Regions from separate parts of the Mus musculus genome. Here region 1 is linked to region 2. Evidence: chromatin loops called from intact Hi-C (ENCODE). Cell type or tissue: gastrocnemius. All regions are shown on one strand. Each heading gives the region's core, and the rest is flanking DNA. Links, peaks and the distances in the headings are about the cores only.

What was found. Hi-C counts contacts between places; a loop is a spot of excess contacts. Peaks named below come from ENCODE experiments on the same cell type or tissue, not always from the same donor. Only the 100,000 strongest peaks of a DNase experiment are listed, where the experiment ranks them.
Region 1: a loop joins it to region 2, with 6 times the contacts of the local background. A loop is called at or near these places in 16 of 42 quality-filtered maps.

Annotation. Positions count from the first base shown.
Region 1 is chr1:63,249,487-63,255,352 of GRCm38, reverse strand. It overlaps 1700039I01Rik (a long non-coding RNA gene), which reads left to right and starts at 2,157. Exons shown (of 3, transcript XR_373460.3): 1 at 2,157-2,867; 2 at 4,781-5,207. It also overlaps a transcript of Zdbf2 not described here. In gastrocnemius, for the core only: a CTCF peak has its summit at 2,828; a DNase peak (open chromatin) is centred at 2,811.
Region 2 is chr1:63,178,011-63,183,876 of GRCm38, reverse strand. It overlaps Eef1b2 (eukaryotic translation elongation factor 1 beta 2), which reads right to left. Exons shown (of 6, transcript NM_018796.3): 3 at 5,312-5,438; 4 at 4,979-5,045; 5 at 4,504-4,629; 6 at 3,391-4,419. The coding sequence ends at 4,265. Gpr1 (G protein-coupled receptor 1) reads left to right here. Exons shown (of 3, transcript NM_146250.2): 3 at 1-1,306. The coding sequence ends at 864. It overlaps Gm26457 (a small nucleolar RNA gene), which reads right to left and starts at 5,200; the gene lies at 5,123-5,200. Snora41 (small nucleolar RNA, H/ACA box 41) reads right to left here and starts at 4,854; the gene lies at 4,742-4,854. In gastrocnemius, for the core only: a CTCF peak has its summit at 2,634 (motif pointing left); a DNase peak (open chromatin) is centred at 2,633; H3K27ac peaks cover 249 bases.

The sequences.
Region 1 (5,866 bases), core at 1,279-3,778, 72 kb before region 2:
GGCTGTGGCTCACAGCAGGGAATAGTTGATACTATCAGGAGCTTGGCAAATGTCCAGTGTGAGGGGAAATATACTGTAGCTGCCTAGAAATAAGCCATTCCAAAGACTTTTGAGGGAAAAAAATAGTGGCTCCTGGATAGCCAGGGCTATACAGAGAAACCTTGTCTGGAAAAAACAAACACAACAACGACAGACAGGCGTGCTAAGATGGGGTGGTAAGCCTAGCTTATTATTCACAAAGCCCACTATTATTGATCCCCAGTGCTACACCTACAAAGGGGAGGAGGAGAGATTATCTTGTAGTTGGGGGCTTTCAAGAAAAAAAGCCTCTGGTTGGGACACCAGGTCTGTATCCATCCTTTGTTCCTGCCTGACTAAAGAAAAATAAGGAAGATTGAGGTTTCTGGTGGATAAAAGTCTAAAACAAAACAAAACAAAACAAAATGTTGGTCAGGCAAAACCAAATGTGCAAGAATACATATTTATAGAACAAAAGCGTACAAATCATAATTCTGCAAGTGAAGTGTGCTGAACGTTTTACATTGTATCCTTCCTGTGTGATTTGATGAACTATTTCCTGAGGAAAACAGCTCGTGCTCCTGGGGCTCCCTCACAGCTTTGGTCCTGAGTGTCCAGCTTTCCTAACAAGTTTGTGTTAGCATCTATGTACTGAAAACCTGAGCATGTGGCTTATGTGATGGTAACACTGAGTTGTGAACTCAAGGCTTACTGATATTTGAAGATCTTAATTGTGCCTCCAACTTTTAGCCTAGAAAGACACTGGAATCTGTTCATAAAACAATATGGGGAACTAGAAAGATGGTGCAGCAGTTAAGAGCACTGACTGCTCTTCCAGAGGTCCTGAGTTCAAATCCCAGCAACCACATGGTGGTTCACAACCATCTGTAAAGGGATCTGATGCCCTCTTCTAGTGTGTCTAAAGACAGTGACAGCCTACTTATATACATAACAAACAATTCTTTTTAAAAAATATTACGGGGCTGGTGAGATGGCTCAGTGGGTAAGAGCACCCGACTGCTCTTCCGAAGGTCCAGAGTTCAAATCCCAGCAACCACATGGTGGCTCACAACCATCCGTAACAAGATCTGACTCCGTCTTCTGGTGTGTCTGAAGACAGCTACAGTGTACTTACATATAATAATAAATAAAAATCTTTAAAAAAAAAATAAAAAATAAAAAAATAAAAAATATTACGACTGACTGGACAGATGGTGTTAAAAGCACTAACTGCTTTTGGAGAGGACCCATAGTTCCCAGCACCCAAATGATTGTTCACAACCATCCTTTTTGTTTTGTTTTGGGGTATTTTGTGTTTTTGTTTGTTTGTTTTTGTTTTTATTTTTCTAAGACAACACAGAGTTTCTCAATGTAGCCCAGGTTGCCCTGGAACTTGCTCTGTAGACCACGCTAGCCTCAGACTCTAAGGTCTGCCTGCTTCTGCCTCTGGAGTGCTGGGATTAAAAGTATGTGCCCACTTCGGCCAGCTAGACTTCCAAACTCTAATTCCAGGGATCTGACACCATTTTCTAATATCTGTGAGCCTCAGGCATGGACATGGTGCACATTATACACACACACACACACACATACAGGAAAAGCATTCACACAATAATTTGTAAAATAAAATAAAAATTTAAAAAGGAATAACGACTATATAGCTGTTTAATTTTCTGTGAAGGGCTGGAAAGATGGTAGTGTAGGTAAGAGCACTTGGTAGAAGCCTAACAACCTAAGTTTGCTCCCCAGAACTCACGGAAAGGTGGAAAAAAGTGCCCCCCCACACACACAGAGAGAGAGGGGGGGGGATTTAAATAAGCCTTCACTGAAGTATGTAAAGAACTGTGGGCAGACTGAGGCTCCAGCAAGGTTTCAAACGGCTGTAGCCAGAGCATCCAAGACAAGAGGATGGAAGGTTTTCAAGAAAACCGTGAACTGAAGACCAAGCTGCAGCAAAATAAAAACAAAACAAAAAACTACGCTCCAAGCCCTACACACAGGGTGTGTTGTGTGTACAAATTAAAATGTGTACAAATCCTTAACACAACCAAAGGAAATTAGACTGCGCAAAAAATAGGAGCAGCAAGTCGTGCAGGATAGTGGAGAGATGAGACCGAAACACACCGACAGTAAGCAAGGCAGCCACTACAGACATCTGTGTGGCAGGTCCTGCAAACAAAGAACCTCACAAAAGGACAGACACAGCTGCTGGCAGGACAAGACGCCCGCCCGGGGAAGCACTAAAGGAGCGGAGGGCCACTCATAGATGAGAAAGGTTTCCAAGGACTGGGGGATGGGAAGGGAGCTCCAGGTCACGGAGGTTCAGATTTACAAGAAAAGATAGTTCTCAGCATCTACCACACAGTGTGACTGTGCCCCACGCTATGAACTATCCTTGAAAGAAGCAAGCCTGTTAACTTCGACATTACTGGTGTGCACTACCGTGCTTTAAAATCTTGGCAGAAAATAAGGCCAGACGGCAGCCCTGCTTATTACCTCGTTTTGCCCTTTTAATCCACAGGACGTACAATGAAGATTCTAGAGTGTTCCTGCAAGCACCTGCTCTTCTCAAACCCTGGGTCGCTCTGTGTGATCTTGTGGGACTTGAGCCACCTGCATTCTTACAATCAAATCTTGAAGACGATCTTTCTCCTTCTCAGTCACTTTCATATTTTACCATAGCTCAGCTGAGTCTGGGGGACATGATTAGATTGGCTCGGTAATGGAGTGGTTTGGACCCCACTAAGTGATGATCGATCTGCCTGCTGCTCTGGTGCTGTGCCGTGGACATCAGCTCTAACCAAGAAGACACCGCTAGTGGGAGCACGCTTCCTGCTGATGGCCGCTATGTGAGTATCCTCTCTCTTTTTTGTCGGAATTGCGGCGTACATCAAACTTGGGAAACCGGGGAGCTGAGTTCTTCTTGAGCTGAGTAAGAGTCGTGACAAAGATATAAAAACTGTCACTGGTACAACAAAACTGTAGTGCACGGTACCCCAAAAGAGTCCAAGATGAGAACCCTAAGGGATAGGACATTTGGAGAGTTCCAAGACAAGTTGACTGGGATGTTTAGAGTCCCCCAAACACATATCATTCCCCAAAGAGTTCCAACTAAAAGCTGGAGGTCTATGGGAGCCCAAAGTGTTTGAGGGGAGAGGTCTATCACATATACTCTCACCAAGAGTCCAGGCTTCATTGAGACTGGCAATCAACACAGCAGTGTACCTAGCCCAAGAACACCACCCCCCCCCAAAAAAAAAAACACAGTTACTAGGGTAAAAGATTGACTGCTAACCCTAGATCTCTAATCACACCAAATCCTAACCTCATCTGGGGACGGGGCATAGGAGCTGTGGTCCCCTTCCACATGGCTCATCCTGTGTCTCACCTGCAGTTGTCTATTCCCAAATTTCATCCTTTATCTCTATCTACCATACTAAACTACTAATTCAATAAGTAAATCGGTTTCTCCAATTTTCTGAATGGATACAACAATCTGGTGAATGAAACGAAGGCAAAATCACCTCTGAGATCTCTTGACGATGTAACTCTGCACAGAGGCTTACAGCAGTAATTGTGTGTCCCAGTTCTCTCCCCTCAGAACTCTTGGAAGCACCACATCTGGCAGCGCCAGCTTAACACCCACTATGTTGCTGGCAAGAATACTCTGGTACAATTAGTTTGTGAGCTGCAATGCATACACTGCACCAGGGACCTCGCTGTAGGGATCGAGCTTAATGTGACTTCAGGCATCTTGGTCTTCGTCTCTTGTTTTATGCAAGCCCTGGCACACATCCCTAGTTCTATAGGTCAGAGTTGTGAAGACAGCTCATCATGGTGCAACACGATGCCTGGACTGTTTAGAAGTTCAGGGGTTTCTGCTTCGTTGTGTTTAACACTTACTTATTTTTTTATCTTCATGTATGTATGTATTTTTGTGTATTTATGCATTTTCAGATAGTCACTCATGTTTATTCTCTGAGTTCCTCTCTCTGTGTGTGTGTGTGTGTGTGTGTGTGTGTGTGTGTGTGTGTGTGTGGTGTTGAGTGCGCGTGCGTGTGCACACGTGTGCCTGCAGATCTCACAAGTGCACTTCTGCACACTGTAGCAAGCTTGTGGAAATGGTAACCTTCTTTCCACAAATGGCTTCTGGAGGCAAACAGATGGTGAAACCATCTTGCTGGCCTTTTTACGCTTTTGTCTTGTGGTTTTTGTTGTTGCCCTGTTTTGCTTTTTAAGACAGGTAAAGTCTTGTGTGGTCTACATTGGTCTCAGATTACCAATCCTCCTGTTTCAGACTTCCTAGTTTTTTGTATTACAGGACTGTACTATGACACCTAACTTTCAAAGTGTTTAACTTTAACTGACGCTGGACATGATATTACTTTTTGAAAAGGACTGTACATTCAGGTTAGTCTCAGTGAACCTTTGTGTGGGTTAACTCCTTCCTCCTGCTGTGAGCTAAGCTGTCTTACTGCTAACCACACCAAACACTTCTAAATAAAAGCCTTCCCCCCACTTAAGATTATAAGTTAGACATATAAAGATAAAACTAAAGGCTAAAGTATGTTGTAAAAAGGTTCATAAAAGCTAAACTTGAAAGATATATATATGCCCACTGTAATTAAAGGTTGTTTAAAAATGTCTAAAGTTTACAAAGAAAAGTGCTTGCTTTTGTTTCTAAGTCCCCAGCAAACTGCATTTTCTGCAAGGAACTGCTGAATCTGCCTGTCTTTATTTATTTATTTATTTTCCATTTCAGAGCACCTCCGGTCTGGATCTGAAACATCAGAACTAGCTTCTCTAAAACGAACACTTCAAGCATACAAGCCTTTCTAAAGGATTTCCCCGCTCCCTAGTTGAAGTGTAGAAAAAAAGAAAGAGAAGAAGAAAGAAGAAGAAGAAGAAGAAGAAGAAGAAGAAGAAGAAGAAGAAGAAGAAGAAGAAGAAGAAGAAGAAGAAGAAGAAGAAAACACAGCAGCAGCAATATCCAGAAGAGTAAAACACCAAACCCACCGTCGCCTTATGGACACACACATGCTTAAACCATCGATACTCTCATGATGCTCTCTCACAGCAGCTGCTGCCTAGGAGCAATTACTAAATCCAGAGCAGACAAAGGACCATCATCTGGGTCTGGTCCCAATCAACACACTTCTAATCATGTCCTCCAGACTTGGTCTAACCAGGTACAGTAAGACAAACAGATATGAAAATGATTGCTTTTATTTAATAGCTTTTCCCCCAGTGTGTCTGTCTGTCTCTCTCCTCTCTATCTCTCCTCCCCCCTCTGTGTGTGTGTGTGTGTGTGTGTGAGAGAGAGAGAGAGAGAGAGAGAGAGAGACTGGGCGGCCAGAAAGGCTTGGGACTCCTCTTGTCCCCGCCTGCTTCTCAACACTGGGTAGCAATTATGCTTTCCCCATGTCCTGCCTCTCCACCATCTGACCCAGGTCCGCGTGCAGCATGGTATCCACTGAGCCATCTTCTCAGCTCCATATGCTCTTTCTCTCATATCGATATATTAACTATCTTGTGCTGCAAAGATCTAGATTTGAGAAAAATTAAAATCCTCTTTGGGAGGTCATTAAACATGGTGATTTACAGGAAGGGCAGGAGCAGGCACATTTCAGCACAGTCCCTACCGGTCAGGTAAACCTCTCAAAAGCCAAAAGCAAACACAAGTGCTCATCCAAAGTTCAAAAAGCTACCAGAAAATTCCTACACTTGTAAGATGACATACCTTGTCTTTCTTTATTGTCACATTGACTGGCAAGGGACTTGGCAGAAATTTAATAACAAATTACTTGACACACAACTTCTTTTTAAGGACTTTTTTCTCCCATGTTTG
Region 2 (5,866 bases), core at 1,540-4,039:
TGGAAGAAGACAGTCACCACTCTTTGGTTCCTCAATCTGGCCATCGCAGACTTCATCTTTGTTCTCTTCCTGCCCCTGTACATTTCCTACGTGGCCTTGAGTTTCCACTGGCCCTTTGGCCTGTGGCTCTGCAAGGTTAATTCCTTCATTGCCCAACTGAACATGTTTTCCAGTGTTTTCTTCTTGACAGTGATCAGCCTGGACCGCTACATCCACTTGCTCCATCCTGGCTTGTCTCATCGGCACCGGACTCTAAAGAGCTCACTGGTTGTTGTTATACTTGTCTGGCTGTTGGCTTCTCTGCTTGGAGGTCCTACCTTATACTTCCGGGACACCATGGAGGTCAACAACCACATCATTTGTTATAATAATTTCCAGGAGCATGAACTCACCTTGATGAGACACCATGTTCTGACCTGGGTGAAGTTCCTCTTTGGCTACCTCTTCCCTTTGCTAACCATGAGCTCCTGCTACTTGTGCCTCATCTTCAAGATGAAAAAGCGGAACATCCTGATATCTAGAAAGCATCTCTGGATGATCCTGTCTGTGGTCATTGCCTTCTTGGTTTGCTGGACCCCTTATCACCTGTTTAGCATCTGGGAGCTCAGCATTCATCACAACAGCTCTTTCCAGAATGTGCTGCAGGGTGGAATCCCCCTCTCAACTGGCTTAGCCTTCCTCAATAGCTGCTTGAATCCCATCCTTTACGTCCTAATAAGCAAGACGTTCCAAGCCCGCTTCAGGGCCTCTGTTGCTGAGGTACTAAAGCGTTCGCTGTGGGAAGCCAGCTGCTCTGGTACAGTCAGTGAACAACTCAGGAGTGCTGAAACCAAGAGCCTGTCTCTCCTAGAAACTGCCCAGTGAGTATTGTGTTCCCAGAAAATCAGTGCAAAGTTTTCATGTGAGCCTCATAACAAATCCTTTCAGATTAGGTTGCATTCTGATCCACACTGATCATGTTTTTGTTCAGTTATATTTTTGCTTGGCTATAAAAGGGAGGATTTCTTCCCTGCAATTTAAATCATGTATCTTTCTGGCTGCCCTCTGGTGGCCGTTCTGATACTGACAGCCTAAAAGTTTCTTCCACTATTTTAGCCTGCGTCTGTTAATGTACTGCAATGTATGTATCAAATTAAGTCATTTTTATAGTGTATACCACATTATATTAATTATCTCTATTGAAAAAGTATCAGGCTGGGTTCTTTGTTTGCTTTTGCGTCATTTTGTGTACGCGTGCATGTTCATGTGTTTGGAGGTGTAAGCTGTAACTAAATCATGTGTTTCTCATGGAGACACCCACCTTTTATTTGTTTGTTTATTTATTTATTTGAGACTGGGGTTTTTCACTTACCTAGAGCTCACCAATGAGGCTAAAATAGCTAGCCAGCGAGCGCCAGAGCCTAGCCTAGCCTGGCTCCATCTCAACACTGATACTGCCAGTGCAGGGCACCATGCCAGGCTGTTTCTACTGTGTGTTCCAGGAGCTGAGCTCAGGTCTTCCTTGAATGCACTTTGGCTAAGCTGGGCCAGCTCTCCAGCTCCTTCACCATCACCTTTTCAATTACAAAAAAACCCAAAGGGGGCTGGAGAGATGGCTCAGCAGTTAAGAGCGCTGACTGCTCTTCTGAAGGTGGTGAGTTCGGATCCCCCGCAACCACATGATGGCTCACAACCATCCATTATGAGATCTGATGCCCTCTTCTGGGGTGTCTGAAGACAGCTACAGTGTACTTACATATAATAAATAAATCTTAAAAAACAAACAAAAAAACCCCCAAAACCTTTTATTTGGGGTAAGATCTATGTAGCCTAGGCTGCCTCCATAAACAAATTGAATTTACACGTATTTTAACAGTATTAAGTACATATACATTCAAACTTTTAATAATTTATAAAGTATTAGTTGGTTATGGATTTAAAGCTTCCATTCCTGTTAACTGTTTATTAAATAAGTTACTTAAAATGTCAATTTACTGTTAGTATAGATCATTTCTGAGTTTCTGGAATATAAATGAGATGGGGTGACTTGATCCTGCTTCCTAAGCTTGGAACTTCAAGTAGATAATGATGCAAATGGCCCTAGCTTGGAATCCTTGGACTAGCTACTCATTAGATCTTATTGTCCTTCCTCTCATAATTGTTCCATGGCCATGGCCAGGGTCACCAGACTTCCAAACTGCAGGCAGCATGAGGTCTGCCACTGAGTCACATCCACAATCCTCTGACAGGTTATGTCACACAGCATTGCTTCCACTATATTGAACTGGCCAAAGCAAAACTAGGCTGGTTCAGAACCAAAGGGAGGGGCCAGACCTCTTGCCCCTTTATGAAACATGCCTACCATTTTGTGTTCGCTTTTAGTCCTCTAGAACATCATGGTTACAGAAAATTCTGGCTAAATACAAGTCTGTAGATTACTAATAAACGTATTTCCAGATGGTATAGATGCTATTCAGAGAGCATGAATTGCCAGCATAATTCTATCTCCTGTTCTTTTGTTTACAGGAACACCAGTAAAGATGAATAAAATGTACCTTTGTCAGTGTTCTCCAGAATCCCCACGCACTATGGAGCCTTAGAATACCAAGTGCTGCCCTCTGCTGGCTCTCATGGTCCTGACAGGGCCCTTTCTCTGCTCTCATGCTTCTGACAAGTTCAGCGGGCTCTCAGGGTTCTGCCATAGCCCTCATGCTCCTAACACTGCCCTCTGCTGGCCTTCATGATCCTAACTTACCTAGAAAAAAACACCCACTGTTTTAGCCTGGGTCTGCTGTACATACATTCTCCTTAGTACATGCTTTATTGAGTCTATGTATCCGATTATAATACATATTTACAATGTAAAGCTTCCCTCACTGAAGGTAGTCAACCTAAAACCTGACCGAGAGCAAGAGTACTGTCTGAAGGAACTGGGCTAGTTAATCTTCTAGATTCCTATCTATAAAATTCAGAAAGCTTTGTTTTTAAGACAAGGCTTCTTTGTATACATGACTGCCCTGGACTCTGTGTAGTCCAGGTTGGCCTGGAACTAAGAGGTCTGCATGCTTCTGCCTCCTGAGCGCTGAAATTAAAAGTATACACCACCACCTGGCTCACACACATACACAAAGCTTTAAAAAAAATGCCCAAGCAGGGCTGGAGAGATGGCTCAGTGGCTAAGAGCACCGACTGCTCTTCCAGAGGTCCTGAGTTCAAATCCCAGCAACCACATGGTGGCTCACAACCATCTGTAATGGGATCCGATGCCCTCTTCTGGTGTGTCTGAAGACAGCTACGGTGTACTGATATACATAAAATAAAATTTATTTAAAAAAAAATGCCCAAACAGTAAAAATTATAGTAAATGTTTAGATATCAAAAATTTAACACAAAGCTGAAACTGCTGTGATGTATTTTTTTAAAAAAGATTTATTTATTATTATATCTAAGTACACTGTAGCTGTCTTCGGAAGCATCAGAAAAGGGTGTCAGATCCCATTACAGATGGTTGTGAGCCACCATGCGGTTGCTGGGATTTGAACTCACAACCTTCAGAAGAGCAGTTGGTGTTCTTAACCATCTCTCCAGCCCTGTGATACATTTCATAACGTACTTCTAGAGCAGCATAACCTCCCACAAGTGTCTCCAAGGAATAGCTTTGCGCATACTGCCTCCCCCAGCACTTCCCTCCATCTCTAGGTTGAGTTCTGAAAACCCACACTTGACCACCTTATGAGCCTACAATGTTCCTTTCAGGACACTTCCAAAAACTCTTATGTACAGGTGTTGTGCTCGTGGCCATCAGAGCACCTTCTAGAGTTTCGCTCTTACTCTATGGAGTGAACCAAACAGTAAGCAACCTCAGTGGCTATCATAGAGTCATCTCAGCAGCCCAAGATTCAGTTTTTCAGAAAGACATCGAAGGCATCTAGTGACAGTTTATCAATAGTATCATGTACTGCTAACAGCAAAAGAATTATTTCACTAATCACAAAAGTATACTCTAATTGCTAAATCTTTAATAACACATCAGTTCTTTATCTTCCTTTTAATTATATCTATGGTACACACAGTGTTGGCTAAAAGACAACTTCAGGTTGGTCTGGTCATCAAGCTGAGTGGTTTAAAAATGCTGAGCTATTTCTCTTTCCAGTTCAAGTTTTCGCCACTAATGAGTTACACTGAATCCTTTCCTTCAAAATGAAGACATACCATTTCACAGCAAAATGAAGAGCCAAGGGTTATCTTTCAAGCTTTTATTTAAGTGCACTGACTTAAGAATGATTTAAATCTTGTTAAAAGCAGCCACATCCATGGACTGTACGTAGTCCTCAAAAGCAGTAATTTGCTCTTCCAGCATATCCGTTCCAACCTTATCATCTTCAACTACACACTGTATTTGAAGCTTTTTAATTCCATATCCCACTGGAACCAATTTAGCTAAAAAAGAACATCAAGGGGTAAATGTTAGGAAATCCTTACGGGAAAACGCACAAATCCCTAAAACACAAGCATCACACTTACAGGAGCCCCACACCAGGCCATCTGCTTGAATGCTTCGGACACACTCCTCTAGTTTTGTCATGTCCGTCTCATCATCCCAAGGCTTCACGTCTAGTAGGATGGAAGACTTCGCAACAACTGCAGGCTCTAAGGAAGATTAAGAAGTGCACCTAAACACTCAACACTTTCACCATTAAGTCAAATCTCAAATTTGTTTTAAAACAGACCATCTTTTTGTCAAACACACACACAATTTGCCTTGTGTCTGTCACACATAATCCTCCTCCTGTGTGGCTAAGAAAGAGGCATTAAATTGTGTAACAGTTTCTTTCCCACAGAGGAATGCTACAACTGCTACCATAAAGACAGCTGTAGACCAGTAGCTGTGGAAGTTTTAAAATATTGACCCATTCAATTTAACTGGGGAAAATCCACTTTAGGGCAAGCACTGGACAAGCTCCTGAAATCAACACTACTAACAATGAAGATTACCCACTTTTAGCTTTCTTGGACTCATACTGTGCAAGGCGTTCTTCTCGTAGCTTCTTTGCTTCCTCACTTTCCTGTACAGAGAAAAGATGTTTCACAAAGTTGGTTATCTTCTGCTTAAATGTAGTGACAAGGTCATCACAAAACCCACCAGATTTATCAGAAAAAGCAAATCCATCAGGAGCTCAGCCGAAAGAAGGTGATTTGATTTTATTCATCATGTACCCAGTGATAAATTTTAAAAGGCAGACAATAAAGCCACGCCAGGATCCATCCAGGGAGTGGCTATGGCATCTGTCCTCAGGCTTCTCAATATGCTTGGATAAAGATGAAGTCATACCTCCTCATCATCAGATCCAAAGAGATCAATGTCGTCATCATCCTTAGCATCTGCAGCTCCACTTCCTGTGGTGTCTTCTACACTGCTAGGGCCATACTTGCCCAAAGATTTCTTCACTCCCGGCAGGCTTGAAAACAAACATTCTGCCACATTAGGTCAGTGTCAAAGCCCTTTCTAGGCAAAACACACAATCTTCCTTTCCCAGGAACTCCCACTCTCTTCTGGTTATTTAACCTTTAGCACAATCCCAGGCAAATAACTTTACTCTTCACCCATGGGAGACATTGTATTCAGTACTCACTACGGCTTACTCTTTCAGAATGAACATCTGTTTGAGATTTCATTAAGTATGCTCACTTCCATTCTTAGTGAACTGGAATCCACTTCCCCAAACTTCCACCCTTGCTGGTAGTTTCAGAAGAATGGCCAGGGACCGAATGAGCGAGCTACCCTCACACCCCAGCGGTGGCCCCCCCAGGTCCAAAGCACATGATCAGAGAGGTGTGGGAAAGGTGAACTGCGGTTGTCCATGTTCTACCTGTTCTGTGAGAAAAT